2 separate regions of the Homo sapiens genome follow, and region 1 is linked to region 2. Evidence: chromatin loops called from intact Hi-C (ENCODE). Cell type or tissue: left ventricle myocardium inferior. All regions are shown on one strand. Links, peaks and the distances in the headings refer to the core of each region. The heading gives the core; the rest is flanking DNA.

Region 1 (4,402 bases), core at 315-4,314, 220 kb before region 2:
TCTTAGCACAAAAAATGGCAGGAAAGAATAATTCGAGAAACAAAAAACAGGTAATAGAAAACAACACAATGTCAGGCCTAATTACAACCAAATCACAATAAATGTAAATGGACTAAAAAGTATACAAAGAGCATGAAATGGCAAGTTATGGTACATATACTTTAAAGTATTATAACTATATGAATATTCTATAGGCAGCATTGGAAACTGATTATTTACTAATGTTACTTAATGCTAGATAGAGAAAGTAGGACATAAAATTTTAGTTTAAAAATGCACAGAAATGCAAAAAGGTTAAGGGTTTGAGATATTTAAGTTACCTTCCCTATTTCTCAAACTTATATTACTTTCTCTTCCTCATGAAACAATAAACATTTGAAATAAGCAAAGTACAATGAAACTCTTTGAATAAAATTTTAAAGTGTTGGTTTTCAAAAAGGTTAATCCTCAGACTCTTAAAATCTAATATTCTAGGAAGGCTTGAGACTGAAATTTTCCAAAATTGTATAGTTCACTGACTCTTTTTTTGTATTGAGATTTAAAACATTGTTAATTTCCTTAGCATTTATGCTAGATGAAGATGTTATAATGATTGAAATTCAGGTCCTGTTCTTATATCTAAAGGGTTATTACAGACTGCTATTTTCTGAGAGCTTTGTTTCTGCTTTTCATGATTTTCTTATCTTCTGTTCCTGCAAGATACCACAAAGCCGTTTATTATGAATGCCTATTTGTTGTTATTGCTGTTATTTTGCTTAATTACCTTTCTTAAATTTGTTTCTGATCAGCAAATCTGCCTGATAATTGGAATTGATACAGGAGAGGCAGTGTAATATTTTCTCTAAACCCAACCTTAGGCAAATCTCTAGAAATTTATAGGTAAGTTAGTACTGAGGCTATGTCCTGCCCAGCTTTGCCAGAAAACATTTCTCTTTTAAAATACTTATTTGCAAATGCTCTCAGTACACAATTCTCATGACGGTTTTATTTTAAACTAAAATAATGAGATTCAAATTGGTGATTAAATAAACAAAAAGCAAATTCACATTTTAATTTTCAAAGAAAAAAATCTTCCTATAAAGAGTTATTTGCCATAACATTAGTTTCTAAAATATCAAGTCTGATAAGTTATGCCCGAAACCATTAGGTTTTATAAAAAAGAGGTTAATATCTAGACCCAACTATTCTGCAATAACTCATCAGGATTCAAACTTATCACTTAGTACTTGTATGTCTGATATCCCTACAGCATTTGAATAGGACTCTTAATAGCAACATAACCATGTTTTGTTCATACTTAATGAGTAAAAACATAGATGTTTTTCCTAATACCTCATCTTTCCTAATATCCAGTGTCTGCTACTAAATAATTAGGTATTAATACCTATTACCTTTCCTAATATCCAGTGTTTACCACTTACAAGTTGATACTAGCTTCTGAGTCTGTCCATCTGTCAACTACCTAGCTTGCAAGGTTGTTGTGCCCAGGCTACAGAAAACTACTGAAACCTATCAGATGTTTAATAACTGACAACTTAATTTAATTCAGTATACAGTTATCTAACAGTTAAAGCCAGAACTTTGATAGATAGTACTTGTCAATATCAGGGTATTTCAAAATTGAGAATCAGCACATCAATGAAAACAAATGACTGTACTCTCAATATGGTAATCAAAGACTCAACATGGTCTAGGTCACCAATTCTCAAACCAGCCTCTCTAAGAATCACCAGGAAAACTCTAAAAACCACAAATACTCTAAGACAGGAGTATCCAATCTTTTGACTTCCCTTGGCCATACTGGAAGAATTGGCTTAGGCCACACATAAAATACACTAACATTAATAATAGCTAATGAGTTTTTTTTTTAATTGCAAAAAAAATTTCATAATGTTTTAAGAAAGTTTACAAATTTGTGTTGGGCCACATTCAAAGCTGTCCTGGGCCACATGTGGCCCGCAGGTTGTAAGGTGGTCAAACTTGCTCTAAGAGGTTGAATAAAACATACTTTGCCTGTTTATAAAAACAAAACACTGCACATATTCTTTGGGAAATGGGAAACAGCCATTTTTCCCCAGGTGGTTCTTTTAGAAATTTTGGAATCACTGGTCCAAAAGAAAAAAATTGGGATACCGAGACCTGGTTTCAAAAAGATTCTGCCCTACCAGGTATTATCTTGAAGACAAACTACAGCCTTGCAAAATGAGACTGTTACTCCAGGACCTTCTAAAAAAACCCACCTACTCCTGAGACTGAAGACCAAATGCAGATATGTAACTTAAGAATGCTTTGGAAACTAACATTTCTAACAATACAATATTAAATTATTCACAGGCCTTTAAAGACCCAAATCTCCACTCTCACAAAGAAAACAGATTCCACTGATTGAAACACTTCATTGAGAACCTAATGTTCCAGACACTTTTATTTAAGGAAGGATCCTATGCAAAATTAGAAGAACATTAGACTCTCTAATGACTTTAAACTAGTAGTCACTAATGTGGAAGAAAAGGAATTAAGAAAAGAAAGAATGAATGAAGGAAAAGAGTTATTTTAGATATCACCTCCCTTGACAGCACTATCTAATATATCTTTCTGTGATGATGGAAATCTTTGGTATCTCAATTGTCCAATGATAACAACTAGCCAAATGTGGTTATTAAGTACTTAAAATGTGACTCAAGTAACTGAAGAACTGAATTTTTAACACAATGTTAATTTAAAGTTAAATTTAACAGCCACAAGTTACGAGTTACTGGAAAGTACAACCCATATTACATTTAAAAATTTATATCATACTTTTGGAAGATATGGACAGGGGATGGCAGAGGAAATACAAAAAACTAAGATTCCATGTATAAGAAACTTTCTTATTCTTAATTTTTTGAACATTTTTCTACTAGGAAGAGATACATCCATACACTAGAACTCTGCAGCCTAAATCTTTTCTATTTTATATTCAATGGATATAAAAACATTTGTCATGAGTATTTAAAAAAGAAAAAAAAAGTCACCAAAATAACAAGAGCTTATGCAGTATTAAACTGTAGGATATTGAAATGAATGCCAACTGAGACTCAGTAATGCCTGCCCCAATTTCCAATGCTAGCTCTGCATGTCTATGATTTTGGACAGGTCATTTAGTTCTTTTGGGTCTTAAACACCACATACGCAAAACAGGGCAATTTCTCTGCCAAACATTCTTTAGAGAATCTAGACAACAGATATAAGGTAGGTAAGATTCTTTTGTACCACATTAATATGTAAAGAATTAGGCCTATTATTCAATATGTATCGATTGAGGGTCTACTGTGTCAGGCCTATACTAGATAGCAAAGGACATAATGGTGATCAATCACAAAGTCAGCTTCTCATGGAGCTTGAAGTTAGCTTAAGTTGACTCAAGCAACCATGTTAATAGATATACTACCACTAACTAAAGCCATTAAGGGAAAATGAGTTTGTTCTAGACTGGAGGATGAAGGCCTCCTCTCAAAAGAAATAAGGACTGAGGTGAAATCTTAAACTGAAAGTTAACAGTGGGTGTATGGAATGGTGGAAGGGAGAGGAAGAGTCCATGGAGAGTACCATGTACAAAGGCCACGTGACCAAAGAATTATTGTGCCACTGAGTAAGTGAAACACTGAAGAAGAGGCAAACCAGAAATAGACAATGCAGGGAGCATTGGGCAACAATGATCAGTTTTGTTTTGGGCACAATAGTGATGGGAAAGCACAGTGAATATGAGAAGCCCAGTTACAAGGCTATTGCTGCAGCTTTGTTGGTGCAAAAGTCATTGCGGTTTTTGGCATTACTTTCAATGTCAAAAAATGCAATTACTTTTACACCAACCTAATAGGATGGTAGCAGCTTAGATGAAAAGAATATTTAGAAATTCAAGTTGACAGAACTCAGTGATTGGATGGGGGAATGAGAGAAAAGTGTCAAGGATGACTCATAGGTTTCTCACTTTTGCAGTATGATGAATAGTGGTACCATTCCGAGAGATATAGCACACACTGGCAGAGGGCCTGGATTCTTGTTTCTGGAGGGAATGGGAAGAAATACTAAGTTTGTGAGCTTGAGTTATCTTTGAGACATAAAACAAAAATGTCAAGCAAGCATTGGATACCCAGAACTCAGAGGAGTGTGGGTAGAAGACGAAATTTCGGGAGTCATTGGACTACAGATGATGTAGCATAAGGAGAGAAAAAAGAGGAACAAGGAAGGAGAAAAGTCCAAATAAAGCCTTGAGGATGTTCAGGTTAGAGAAGGAGGCGACTGCAAAGGATGCGAGGCTGAAAGAGTCAGAAAGGCAGAAGGAAAACTAAGAAGCCAAGGAAGTGACCAAAACACTTCAAAAGAACACCAAATGCTGCCTGAAAGCTGAACACTGCTCAAA
Region 2 (4,402 bases), core at 234-4,233:
TCCCACCTATGAGTGAGAATATGCAGTGTTTGGTTTTTTGTTCTTGGGATAGTTTACTGAGAATGATGGTTTCCAATTTCATCCATGTCCCTACAAAGGACATGAACTCATCACTTTTTATGGCTGCATAGTATTCCATGGTGTATATGTGCCACATTTTCTTAATCCAGTCTATCATTGTTGAACATTTGGGTTGGTTCCAAGTCTTTGCTATTGTGAATAATGCCGCAATAAACATACGTGTGCATGTGTCTTTATAGCAGCATGATTTATAGTCCTTTGGGTATATACCCAGTAATGGGATGGCTGGGTATATACCCAGTAATGGGATGGTATTTCCAGTTCTAGATCCCTGAGGAATCGCCACACTGACTTCCACAATGGTTGAACTAGTTTACAGTCCCACCAACAGTGTAAATGTGTTCCTATTTCTCCACATCCTCTCCAGCACCTGTTGTTTCCTGACTTTTTAATGATAGCCATTCTAACTGGTGTGAGATGGTATCTCATTGTGGTTTTGATTTGCATTTCTCTGATGGCCAGTGATGATGAGCATTTTTTCATGTGTTTTTTGGCTGCATAAATGTCTTCTTTTGAGAAGTGTCTGTTCATGTCCTTCGCCCACTTTTTGATGGGGTTGTTTGTTTTTTTCTTGTAAATTTGTTTGAGTTCATTGTAGATTCTGGATATTAGCCCTTTGTCAGATGAGTAGGTTGCGAAAATTTTCTCCCATTTTGTAGGTTGCCTGTTCACTCTGATGGTAGTTTCTTTTGCTGTGCAGAAGCTCTTTAGTTTAATTAGATCCCATTTGTCAATTTTGTCTTTTGTTGCCATTGCTTTTGGTGTTTTAGACATGAAGTCCTTGCCCGTGCCTATGTCCTGAATGGTAATGCCTAGGTTTTCTTCTAGGGTTTTTATGGTTTTAGGTCTAATGTTTAAGTCTTTAATCCATCTTGAATTGATTTTTGTATAAGGTGTAAGGAAGGGATCCAGTTTCAGCTTTCTACATATGGCTAGCCAGTTTTCCCAGCACCATTTATTAAATAGGGAATCCTTTCCCCATTGCTTGTTTTTCTCAGGTTTGTCAAAGATCAGATAGTTGTAGATATGCGGTGTTACTTCTGAGGGCTCTGTTCTGTTCCATTGATCTATATCTCTGTTTTGGTACCAGTACCATGCTGTTTTGGTTACTGTAGCCTTGTAGTATAGTTTGAAGTCAGGTAGTGTGATGCCTCCAGCTTTGTTCTTTTGGCTTAGGATTGCTCTAGAAAACCCCATTGTCTCAGCCCAAAATCTCCTTAAGCTGATAAGCAACTTCAGCAAAGTCTCAGGATACAAAATCAATGTACAAAAATCACAAGCATTCTTATACACCAACAACAGACAAACAGAGAGCCAAATCATGAGTGAACTCCCATTCACAATTGCTTCAAAGAGAATAAAATACCTAGGAATCCTACTTACAAGGGATGTGAAGGACCTCTTCAAGGAGAACTACAAACCACTGCTCAAGGAAATAAAAGAGGATACAAACAAATGGAAGAACATTCCATGCTCATGGGTAGGAAGAATCAATATCATGAAAATGGCCATACTGCCCAAGGTAATTTACAGATTCAATGCCATCCCCATCAAGCTACCAATGACTTTCTTCACAGAATTGGAAAAAACTACTTTAAAGTTCATATGGAACCAAAAAAGAGCCCGCATCGCCAAGGCAATTTCATTTTATTTTTTGAGACAGAGTCTTGCTCTTTCACCAAGACTGGAGTGCAGTGGCACGATCTCAGCTCACTGCAACCTCTGCCTCCCAGGTTCAAGCAATTCTCATGCCTCAGCCTCCCAAGTAGCTGGGATTACAGGGATGCATCACCATGCCTGGCTAGGAGATATTGGTTTTGCCTATCACTCCTTTCCAGTAATGAGATATTCCTTTAAGAAAGTGGATTTCTCCTAATCCAGCTCTGTGCTTTTCGTAGGAGCTGCCAGCTGGAGCATTCTCCTTCCCCACATTTACTCCCTCTACCCTGCCACCCAGTGGTGGGGACATGACCACAGTTTGTTCAACCTTATTTCCTCAGCCCTGGCCACAAAGATTGGTTCATATCCACAGATGGGTACCCAACCTAAGCTAGGACTGAGTTCTTTCTTGCACTTTCCAACTAGAGTTAGTGGAAAAATGCTTTCTTTCTTCCCTGGAGATTATATGATAAGGAGGGCAGCCCATAGCTGCTTGTGGCCATATTTCCATTCTCTTCTGAAGTCTAGCCTGAGAGAATCAAGTCTCAATGCAGAGAGAAGCAGAGGTGAGTGACACCGTTTCCTGATGGTACTTTAGACTGGAATCCATCTTTAGAGAGAAGCAGAGATGAGTGACACAGTGTTTCCTGATGGTACTTTAGACTGGAATCCATCTTACTCCAAGGCTAGTGCAATGCTCTCTCTTGGTTTGTTTACATGTGCCGGTAAATCACCCTTTCTCCTTAAGCTGTTATGACTGGAGCATCTTTCATTTGCAAACAGAGGTCTGAGAACCCAAAACAAACATTTTACAAGATAATCAGGGGAGTGGTGGTGTTCTAGGTCCAGAAATATGTGTGTGGGGGGGTGGGCCAGCCCTCATTGTCCTGTGATTAAATAGGGGTCATTGTGTATTAAAGTTACTGGACATCTTTTCACACTTTATTCTGAAGTGAATTCAGAGGCCAAGGTGACCAGATTTCTGAGAATGCCAGTTAATATTATTCTGGGACAACAATGGCCTTGACAACCTCCCGGACTATTGAATGTGGGTGAGGCTGCAAGGGGCCTGTGGAAGAGCAAGAATGTGCAAATATTTGATTTAGGATCTTAGTGCTAGATGTCAGTCGACTGACTTAGTTTCCCCACCAAATAAGAGAAGCAACATGTAGCTCCAAAAGAAAATCACTGTTTTGATCCATAATGGATCTTACAATGACTGGCTTTATTTAAATTTTAAATTTGCATCTGTTCATAAATACCCATGTTTTTCTATACAGGTAGTTTAAAAAAAAAATCCACAAAAATAAAGAGAATAATGGGCAAAAAAAGGGTAAGATTTAATGTTTTCTTCCCTATCCCAAGCCATTAGAGTTCTAGTCCCTCAGTATTATTTAAATTTTGCCCTATCAAAATATCCAAGAAACAAAATTGTCATTATACAGTAAATAATATTGAAAAAAATGAAACTAATAAGAATTAGAGACCTTGCGATTATATATATATATTTTTGCACCGGGTTTAAAACGCAATTGAAAAGTTGAAAGCTTCTCGTAAGCGAGCTGGGGAACTTTCTCCAATGTGCTCTACAATCATTGTCAGTTTCTTCTAATGAAACCAGTGGAAAATCTGGCTAATGCCTCAGAATAAGGACTTTTAAATGGATAATATTCTGTGACGGATTTTATTCTTTTAGGTTTCATGGTGGTAAAAGCAAATTTACAAACTGCCTTTATGTTGTTTCATTGAAAGAAAAAACTGTTTCAAGTTCACAATGTTACATGGCATTTGAATCCTGGGAAAGCACTATACGAAATTGAAAATGAATATCAAATTCACATGAAAAGCTTTACCATGTAGTCAGGTGCTGGGAGTGTCTCCCTTTCTGAAACTACCACATCGCCTGCTTCCTCCTCCTCCATTTGATTCTGCATTGCTCCTCTTTTTCCACAATTACTCATGAGTAATAAAGAAAGCCAGAGTAAGAACGATGGCATGTTCCTGGCTTTGCAAGAGTGGCACACATCAAAGGAAGACATTTTTCCCAGGAACCACAGCTTTGCAAGAGATTCACCAGGCAGGAGTGAAGTTTGATATTACTGTGACATAGCAGAGGGAATGCCCTGAGTCTCCCAAAGCTGGGAAAGGCACACTAGGGTATGGTCAGCGGCTGCTCTAGAGGGTGACTCTCCAAGTGTTGCTTGTGCAGTGGCAAGGTAACACACATCTCTAAGCCTCTGCTTATTCTTAGGGAATTCTTAAATGTACTTACCTTAGAGGTTATTCTTAGAATTAAATAGACATGGAATGCTTAGCAAAATACCTGGCCCATAGCACTGTATTAATTGTTAACTAGTATTCTTGCTAAAATTACAGTCTGAGATTTGGAGTTTTTTTGTTTGTTGTTTGCTTGTTTGTTGCCTAATGGTGTGTTTATAATTTGTTAGCTGGAGAAGTCTTTTTTTAAAAAGTCAGAACCAATGTGGCTATTAACAATTTTCTGAACTACCCACATTTCATCTCCAGCCAGCCTTCTCTGCTTGTTTCTGGTTCATTTGCCTATTGGTAAAAAAAAAAAAAAAAAAAAAATTCTGTTCTCTTCCCTGTGCCCTAGTCTGTCAGCCTGTGCTTTCAGACAGCTCTGTCTCACTCCAGAGCTCAG

Evidence for each region. Peaks named below come from ENCODE experiments on the same cell type or tissue, not always from the same donor. Only the 100,000 strongest peaks of a DNase experiment are listed, where the experiment ranks them.
Region 1: a loop joins it to region 2, with 2.1 times the contacts of the local background. A loop is called at or near these places in 52 of 110 quality-filtered maps.

What each region holds. Positions count from the first base shown.
Region 1 is chr5:128,093,155-128,097,556 of GRCh38, reverse strand. The region is part of intron 1 of SLC12A2 (solute carrier family 12 member 2); the gene reads right to left. Among named protein-coding and RNA genes, the nearest start is that of SLC12A2, 12 kb to the right of the region's middle. In left ventricle myocardium inferior, for the core only: no CTCF peak of the experiment used is centred there; no DNase peak of the experiment used is centred there.
Region 2 is chr5:127,875,991-127,880,392 of GRCh38, reverse strand. All of the region lies in intron 6 of CCDC192 (coiled-coil domain containing 192), which reads right to left. Among named protein-coding and RNA genes, the nearest start is that of CCDC192, 170 kb to the right of the region's middle. RefSeq lists an enhancer at 4,357-4,402. In left ventricle myocardium inferior, for the core only: a CTCF peak has its summit at 2,035 (motif pointing left); a DNase peak (open chromatin) is centred at 2,012; H3K4me3 peaks cover 306 bases; H3K27ac peaks cover 993 bases.